Linked DNA regions of Mus musculus: region 1 is linked to region 2. A link is a contact called in ENCODE Hi-C data. All regions are on one chromosome and are shown on one strand. The core of a region is the stretch at or near the end of the contact, and the rest is flanking DNA. Distances in the headings are between cores, read along the strand shown.

The links. Hi-C counts contacts between places; a loop is a spot of excess contacts on that map.
Region 1: a map of T-helper 1 cell shows a loop between it and region 2 (4-fold over the local background). The contact joins the promoter of 4930520O04Rik here to the promoter of 4921528I07Rik in region 2. A Hi-C loop is called at or near these places in 6 of 37 maps with a recorded cell type or tissue (ES-E14, T-helper 1 cell, gastrocnemius and 2 more).

Annotation. Positions count from the first base shown.
Region 1 is chr9:114,365,244-114,370,010 of GRCm38, forward strand. 4930520O04Rik (RIKEN cDNA 4930520O04 gene) reads left to right here and starts at 3,081. Exons shown (of 3, transcript NR_040383.1): 1 at 3,081-3,241; 2 at 3,746-3,820.
Region 2 is chr9:114,314,054-114,318,838 of GRCm38, forward strand. 4921528I07Rik (RIKEN cDNA 4921528I07 gene) reads right to left here and starts at 2,975. Exons shown (of 27, transcript NM_001384245.1): 1 at 2,878-2,975; 2 at 526-596. The coding sequence starts at 2,902.

The DNA.
Region 1 (4,767 bases), core at 1,831-4,330, 51 kb after region 2:
TATGGTGATGGCAATCACACCAGAGAGCTGGAGATCCACTGGCAAAACAGACAAATAAACAAACAATTCTCTGAATTCCACAGAGAAAACCAATTTTCAAAAAGCAACACAATTGGAATACCATTAGACCTGCATTTCTATAGAAGATGAACAAAGGCATTCTTACGGATTCTCTGGATTCTGGAACACGGATACCATGTGGGAAATCTAGGATAAAACAGAATATCTGTCAGGTTGTTAATAACTAGCGATTATAAAAGCCCCAGGGAACATTCTCAATTTGCACATGGGTATATGGAGATAGCTTGGACTGCTTTGAGTCCATTCTCCAGTGTAGAAGGATGTTCCAAAGCAAAACTACATCATCCTCTTTTTCTTGATCTCAGAGTTCTGTGAGTCACTGGGGCCGCCATTCTCTTCCCTGCCAGGGTCCACTCTGCCTCTTTTCTGTTCCTGCTCTACATCATCACTGCCTACCATGACGTCAGCAACAGCAGGCTTTGATGACATGGTTATGAGGCTGGAGTCACAGTAATTTTGAGACACTAGTTAGCTCAGATCTCCATGAAATTACTATGACGGGGTGGGGGGAGGGTATAGGGGACTTTCAGGATAGCATTTGAAATGTAAATGAAGAAAATACCTAATAAAAATTGGAAAAAGGGAAAAAAGATAAATAAAAAAACTTATTCTAAATCCAGGGAAAATTGAAGTTTTAAAAAATAAGTGAATAAAAATCTTTATGAATTCTAAAATTAATTAATTAATTAATATCACAAAGTACCCAGGAAAAGCAACTTAAGGAAGCATTTATTTTGGCTCCTGTTTTGAGGGTACAATCTACCAATTAGGAGAAAGGGTGATGGCAAAACATAGCTCACTTTGTGGCAGCAGAAGTAAGAAGCAATTGGTCACATCGCCTCCACAGTCAGGAGTGAACACTGATGCCCAGCTAGCTTTCCCTTGTTTTCAGGGTTATTCTGTCTGGGACTCCCACGCCCCAGGAGATGATGCCATCCATTTTTGGGGTGATCTCTCCCTGTTCAACTTCTCTGGAAACACCCTCCCTGTATCTCACACATACACCTGTATCTATATCCTCTATCTATGTCATTCCATATCCTACCAAGTTGACAGTGAACATTCGCCAGCCCTGTGGTAGAAACTTTAAGAAGCAGCTGACAAGGCGGTCAGGTCAGTGGAGGCGCACTCTTGAAGGAGACTCTGGAGCTCTGGTTTCTTTCTCTTTGTTTTCATTTCCTGGCCATGAGGTGAGTGCTTTTGCTCTGCTAGGCACTTCCAAAATAGCCTCCAGCCTTACCATGGGCCCAAAGCAATGGAGAGTCCAGTTATGGGCTAGAACCTTCAAACCATCAACCAAAATTTTTCTCTGACAAAAGTTGATTATCTAAATCAGAGGTTCTCACCCTTCCCCGTTCTGCAGCCTTTTGATACAGTTCCTCAGGTTGTAGGGCTCCTCCAACCATAAAATTATCTTCACTGCTAATTCATAATTTCCTAGTTATACGTCATAATGTAAATATTTTTGTAGCTATAGGTTTGTCAATGGCGTCTCCACTCACAGGTTGAGAACCACTGATCTGAATTCTCTTGTTATTGTGATGAAAGCTAACACGTAAGATCAAAAATACATACTAGAAATCATTTTGAAGAAAGCATTCATCTAATGACCTTAAAAAGCTAATACTGTGGCTATGGAGATGGCTCAACAAAGCGTTGGCTTTGCAAGCCCAGGGACTCCAGATTGATTCCCATAGCCACATAAAGATGATGTTAAATGTGGCTGGCCCATGCTTATAATTTCTGAGCTGGAAGGCAGAAACAGAAAGATCTCCTAGACTTGTGCTCAGCCAGTCTAGCCTGATTCCTGAGCTCCAGATCAGTAAGAGGCCCTATCTCAAAGGGAATAAATGGTGCTCCTGAGGATAACACCTAAGGCCTTCAGCCTCTGCATGCACGTGTGTACCTGAGCACATAGATGTAAAGAGAACCAAATTAAGACCACAGGCTTGAAATGTAGCCCAGAGGCACAGTCCTTAACCAGATTCTGTGACAAGCTTTTACCATATGTCATTCTATTCCCTACCTTCTATCTATGGCAAACCTTATGTGATGTTCTTACCCAAACGGCTTTTATTCACTTACTATCATTACTACTGCATGTGTGCATGATGTGTGTGTTGACCTGCATGCCACGGTGCACATATGGTGATCAGAGGACAGCTCTGTGGAGTGTATTCTCCCTTCCATCTCTACATGCGTTTCAGGGATTGAACTGAGTTCGCCTCATTTTCATGGCAAGCACCCTTATCCAGTGAGTCATCTCACTAGCCCTGTTTGCAGTAATTCTGAAATTCTGTCTGGTCAGAGTTGATGGAAGTTTCTTACTGATTGCTTCGGGAAGGTCAAAGACTTTGGTGTGGGGCTGGTAAGATGGCTCAGCGGGTAAGAGCACTGACTGCTCTCCCAAAGGTCCTGAATTCAAATCCCAGCACAAAATAAATCAATCTTGCCGTAAAATAAATAAAGGCCAATTGGTGGCTTTTGACCTGCTGCCTCCTCTGTGAAGCAGAATGACTTCTGAGGATACTGACAGTATAATTGTCCCCAAAGTCTGGTAGTGGGATGGGTGGGGCTGGGTTGGAGGTTGGACCTGGCTGGGCGCCCAAGCAGGCATTGGATAGGGAGCACCGGACAGCGTGGCTCTCTGCAGACCAGCGGCGTCCCCAGAGTGCACGAAGGATAAACGCGTGGCTTTTCCGTTTCACCGGTGTAGTTCTGTCCTCCAAGGTCCCTTCGGCAGAGCGGCTGCCACCCGGGTTAGACTTGGGGTGAGGTCAAGGCCACTCCAGGCCGCCAACCGTCTCGAAGCAGGTGGTACAACGCCTCCAACTGCGGCAGTTCCTTTGAATTTTGACGCCACTCCCACTCCACGTAGGGCTAAGCTGCCTGCCAGACTCGGAAGAAACCGGTGGCGGCGAGCCAGCGGGAGCGCGCGCAGCAACGGACAGGAACGCGGCAGGCGGGCGGCGCGCACCTCCCCCGGAAAGGCCGGGAAGAAAAGACCCACAGCTTTTCCACGCGGTGCTTCAGGAACGGCCGCGCCCCCACGTGCTCTCGGGTGCAATCCGTAACAGAAGGAAGGAAGGACAGCCTCGCTCTGACTGCACCCTAAACTATAAAGGGACCTGCGCGGAAAGCTGAGGGTTCTCTTTGCGCTGTAGGTTACTCTTTTAGGCGACCTGGTGACCAAGCAAAATGTGGGGTTACAGAGTAAATTTAGATGCTCCGGTTCTGCGGAGCAGCCCTCCGCACTTGAGCTTAGGGTACCGGTGTAAACTACCTGGGAGAAGTGCGCAGCAGCAAAAGAGATTTCAGGATTGGAGCCTAGGCCCTGGGGAGATTGGGACTGGGCAGCTTGGCTGAAGGCTGCGTGCGTTCTGGTTCCTCAGTCCCAGTTTGGGTGGGTTCTTACACAGCGGGGTTTGCAGAAAAATATGCAAGGCCTTTTGTGCTGTTTGGAAGGTACTGGTGACACCTAAGTGACATCGGATTATATGCACATGAACCCTTTCACAGGGACCATGGCGTCATCATTCTTAACATCATCAAAGCAGTTGCAAAAAGATACCAAGGTAAGGGAGATACAGCTTAGTTTCCTAATTGAAGTATTAGAGCAATAGGAAGTGGTGTGTGATGCTTAAAATGTGTTTCTTTTCATTAGATGAAGGGGTGCCCAAAGCATCCGAGAGAACTCGTCACAGAAAATAACTTGATTAAAACCTGACTCTTTTAAAAGGTATGTATGAAATCTAGATTGACATTTTTGCCAGCATACATTTTTACTGTTGTGAGATGAGAATCAGCTTCCCGGAAATGTGTTCTGAAATAGTCCTGGCCAAACACTGCAGCTTCTCCTACTCTGGCCTTTTTAATTTGGAGTAGCTGTAGTGAATGCATGGTGTATAAGTTGATTGTACAAACAGTTGTGAGACATACCGGGTCTGAACAGTGATGAACTATATCCCGAAGATGATGACCTGAAGACAGATACAGCTTCTGAGAGAAGACCATCGTGTTTAAGTGAAGTAGTAGTCTTGTTTGTCATGTTTCCCAAGGGCTTTTGTTTGTTTGGGGGATAATCTCTCCTGCTGCGCAAACTGGCCTCGAACTCATTAGGCAGCTGAGGAAGTCCTTGAACTGCAGACACCCCAGCCTGCCCCTCTCACGTTCCGGGGTTCCACCATGTCTGGCTCTCTCTAGCCTTTCTTTTTAATTCCTCTGGTCTGATCAGCCATAGCCACAAGACACTCCCTCTGTAGGGCACTGAGTGAATAGCTGTTACCAAGCAAATATCTGTTCCAGGCCATCTCTGTACTGACCATATTTGTTCAGAGGTTCATTGAGCCACTGGTTATTTCTGGCATGTCTGCATGTCTTTTTTTTTTTAATGACTATTTTTAAAGGCTGTGTAAGGAGGGCAAAGAGAACCTAGGCATAGGTTTTCCAAAAACGTGACAAGGATGGAGGGTGGTGGCGGCAGGAGAACCCTGGAGCGCTGGGTGCTTCTGGACATCAGCTCCTGACCACCTCTCCAGCAGCACTGCAGAAGTGTACACAAGGTGGCTCCTGAAGCTGAGGGTGGGGTTCTGGGGGGGGGGGAGAGAAGGAGGGTCAGAGATGCCAGCAGCATATCCTCCAGGCTAAGTAAGCCAGGGTGTTAGTTACCTGGTCTTCTGTGCTTCT
Region 2 (4,785 bases), core at 1,725-4,224:
CTGAGTTACATGACAATATGGTGAAGCTAACACCTATTTAGTGATACCATCCCCTTTTGGGATGCACGCCAATCATTTGCATGCATCCTTATGTCTTAAGTTCTTGGCACCTGAACATGCCATGCTAGGACATATGATGCTTCCTCTACATCCATCTTTGGGGAACATAATCAGATTCAACCTAAACCACAGGCTCTAGAAGCCATAAAAGGAGTAAACGCTTATGTAAACATTCAAGTCTACATGAATGATATGCCTGCCACCTTCTGAGTGAAATTTACATACTGGTATTGAAGGCAGAATATTATTGTCCAGAAGACAGTCTGCCCTGACTCAAAGTCACTACCTGATACAGTTCTAATAAATCCCGATCTGATATAATTACATTTCCTTTTCCTCCTAAATAAAATATTTAATACATGAAACACTTAATCAACTTTACTTTTTCAAGTGTGCTATAGTCATAAACACATGCGGGAATCATTAAAGTAATTTTCTCTTATATAAAGGAAGAGGGCTTCTTACGGTCAGTGAGGATTTTGTCCGAGGACGGTCATCAGTTGAGAAGGGTGTGTTAGTACATTCTTGAGGTAGGACTAGAGGGACAGAAAGTCACTGTCAGCTCATGGCACCACTTATTTACACAAGCATTTTGACATCGATAAAAGTGTACTGAGGCAGTACATGTGATTAGATTCAGTTAGGCTACTACTGGGCTGTCTTTCCTGATGGTGAGTATAGGCAAAGACTAGAAAACTAAAAAGCTTTTTTTCCCTTTTTTTCCTTTTGCTTTCTAGAGGACAGGAATATAAAGCAACATAAGGGTCTATGGTTTAATATGTAACTACCTAGTGCGTGTATTCAGTTTGGGAGGGAGCACATCCAAGGGCAACTGTTGGTATCTAGTTATGCCTAATATTATTTGGGGTTCTGGGGTTAGAGACAGAATATCAGGTGCAATGACAAGCACCTATACTATCAAGACATCTCATTCTCCTCATTAAAATAAATGTCACGATGAAACCACATATGATCATCATTCCCTTTAAGCATTTTGAAACCCAAAAGGACTGAAGAATCTCTTCATCACATCTCACAAGCATATTTCAACCTCCATCAGTTGACACATTCTGATTCTACATTCATCATAAACACAGAATTTTAGCTTTTTAACACATACATTTTCCTGGGGAAGTGAATTTAGTATAAGGGACATGGTGTAACTATATTGATCCATTCATCCTTTGACATGCAATAATTTATTGACTTCTGGAAAACAATAATAAGTACCCTGTGCCTTGTTTCTCCTTTTATTCTCATGTGCTTTGTAGCATCCAGATTAAAAAGAACAGTGATAAGGAAGAGGAGTATCTGGATCCTGCTGGCCATTCAAGTCCTCTAACTCAGCTCTATGTGAGAGTTGCTCCAAGGGTAATGGGGGCTCTAAAAACTGGGTAGATATTCTGAGTACTTGTGTCACTCTCCCAGGTTGTGGCTCACAAGGTCTCTGCACTTTTGAGGGTAACATTTGTATTTCCACCAGATATCAATTAAAGATCTCTCTATTTGTAGTTGGCTTTAGGCCAGGTGTGAGGATAAGGATCCCAGTCCTACGCATCTGTGAGCTGACGAGAAGGGCTGGTACTTCCTTGCAATGCCTAGGTTGAAATGTGACAGTGGTGTCCTGTGATAAAGTGACCATGGATTTGATGTCATAAAGTAGATAATGCCTAGGACTTCTACAGACTTGAGACATCCTGACGTGTACACTGGAAACCTACCATCTTGGTTAATTAGCTTTTCACAAATATGAACCTCTTTATATTTAGGTTTTGCCCAATTCATCAAGAAAGCTATAGCTCTCTGAAGCAGTGTCAGGATAAATAAACCACATCACACGTGAAAACAGCAGGAAGGGTTAATACATCTTTTCAGCACCATGTTTCTACACGCACAGAAGAACGATTACCTCTGCATACTATTCTTTTTGTTCACCATATACGAACACTATGCTCACGGATTACTGTAAATAGTTCCTGACTCTCTAGTTAGTTCACCAGTCTAATTCATCTATTCTCTACTTCATTTGTTGAAATAGTGATCAGTCATTCAGAACAAAATAATCAACTTATTGGGTGATACCTCACTCCAAAGAGATGTGGGTCACAATGTTACCTATTTGTGATGTCTACAATTCAGGATAAATCATAAATTATGGATTTAAATTATTCAATATGGAGTAGGTACACACTCTAAACCTTCACATATGTGGAAAAGACATACCTACATTTTAGTGAATAAATATACCTAATAAGAAAATGACACGAAATGTTTGTTAAAAATGAAAATAGGCACACATTATAGTGGGAGATTTATATCATAATTTATCCCCACCACTGTGAAGCCACTCCTTTTTTCTGAGGTTAATAATTTCAAAACAGAGAACCTTAGTTATTTCTTGGTATGTCTATGATATAGTGTTATGTCTGTGAAGCACAATCTTGAGGGAGGAAATACAAACATATATAGACACATACGTACATACAAACACATTAAATTCTAAAGTCAAAATATTTTGTAGACTAAAATATAATATATAATAAAACATAATTCTAGAGCCAGGCGTGATGGTGCATGCCTTTAATCCCAGCACTTGGGAGGCAGAGGCAGGCAGATTTCTGAGTTTGATGCCAGCCTGGTCTACAGAGTGAGTTCCAGGATAGGCAGCGCTACACAGAGAAACTCTGTCTCAAAAATTAAATAAAATAAGACATAATTCTAATAATACAGCAGTTATAAGTATTTACACAAAATATTTTGAGAAATATTAACCAGTCTATTTGAAGCAAAAGCACTAAATGGCTAGCAATATCATACCTCTGGTATCACAACAGTTACCCATTATACTCAGATTCCAACACTACTATCGCTCTGTAGTTATAGACGTGTACTCTGAGGAAATCTCAAAGTATACTGGCACTCAGCACTCAGGCCTGAACATAACTAGGTACAGGTCAGCCATAAGTCACAGAGCTTGCATAGTGAACTCATAATCATACCATGACAGCCAACATCTGCTACTTAGGCAAGTCTGCTCATACAAGGTCAGGACGACAGTGTGGGTTATCATAAATGCCAATGTTCTTGATCTAAGAACAACCAACTACAAAGTTAGTTTTCTCTCATCTGCTTACATGGTTCTAAAGAACCATGTTAAAATGCCTACTTCACAAAGGTCTTTTTTGATCACTCTCTCACACATCAAAATGTGAGCTGTCAGCTACTGCTCCAGTGAATTTTTGCCTGTCTGCTGCCTTGCTCCCTGCTATGATGGTCATGGATTCTAACTCCCTGAAACTTAAAATTCTAAGTTAAATATTTTCTTTAACAAGTTGACTTGGTCATGGTGTTTTATCACAAAAAAAAAAAAAATAGAAAAGTAACTAAGACAGCCCCTAACCATGTGTCTATCTGTCCTTAATAGTTCAATTAAAGACATAATTAATGTAGAAAGATTAATTGGATGTTTCTATCCCACTTTTGATCATTTACCTCCCAAATAAAGACACAAAACTTTTAAATTTATAATAAGCCATAAAAGCACTAGAGCTGAGCAGATATCCACCCTTTATGCTAGTCAGTCTACTTTCCAGTCAATGATCCTCAGGGACAACTTGCCATGTTTCTCATGGCCCACTCCTTTCCAAATGTCTGGCCCTCATTGCCATGTTCTCACTTTCCACCTACCCCTGCATCTTCTTCCTTCCTCTTCTCTTTTCTCTCCTGGTATTCTCTGCCTCAGACCCCGAGCCCCGCACCTGAAGCCTTGCCTACCTCTCTTCTGCCCAGTTACGAGCTGTCAACCTGTTTATTTAACTAATCGCTTTAAACTAAGGAGCAAGTTTCCATAGCATCACTTGGTATATGCGATGATTTCCTCTTGACCAAGGATCTCCTCATTGCGGCAGCCAGATCTTGTGGACCAGCATTGATCACTACAGTGCATAGCAACAGACCAAACGTCAGCACACAGTGAATACTGAAAAGCAGAAGAGAAAGAGTAATAAATTCTTTTTAAATTTTTTTATTTTTCCAGCTTCAACCCCACTGGACAGGTTTCCATGAAGGTTGCCCGGGCTTCTCTTCTGCATTCCCACTGACCACCACAAGATGGCACCCTATGAAAGCCTGTTGATGTTGGATGTGGTGGTACATTGGGAAGAGAAACAAAGGTCTATTGACTCCTCCACCAAGACCATCCTCAGAATCCTATGAGGTTTAGTTTTTAACAAAGTCAAGAAGTATCTATAGCTGGGCAATGCTGGTCAAGTTATTTCCTCCTTCTGAGCTTCAGTCTCTCCTGATAAGTGATATGATAGATTGTACGTGCCAGAAAATTAGTCCTCCTTATGGTTTGCCCAAGGGTCTTAGCTTGTTCCTTCTCCCAGCATGAGATTCTTGGCATCCTCTGTCTAAGCTGTTCAGTGCCAAAGGGAGTAACACAAGCATCTCTTCATATTTCATACATGCCAGGATGGTTAGAGAAGTAGATGCTCTGAGCACTGGGAACCATTGCCTTGAGCCCTTACACTTCCTCCTTCCTCTATAGTTTCCAGGGGTGGCAGAATAGAATAGTCACAATGAAATGATAGAATTACCACTCGTTATTAATACTTCACATATAAACTAAGATCTGCAAGTGAAACTCAGTTCTAAGGATAGAAATGTCCCCTCAGTGGGAGGCTTGGCTAAGTGTTTATGACTTCTGCTTTATGTCCAACCCCT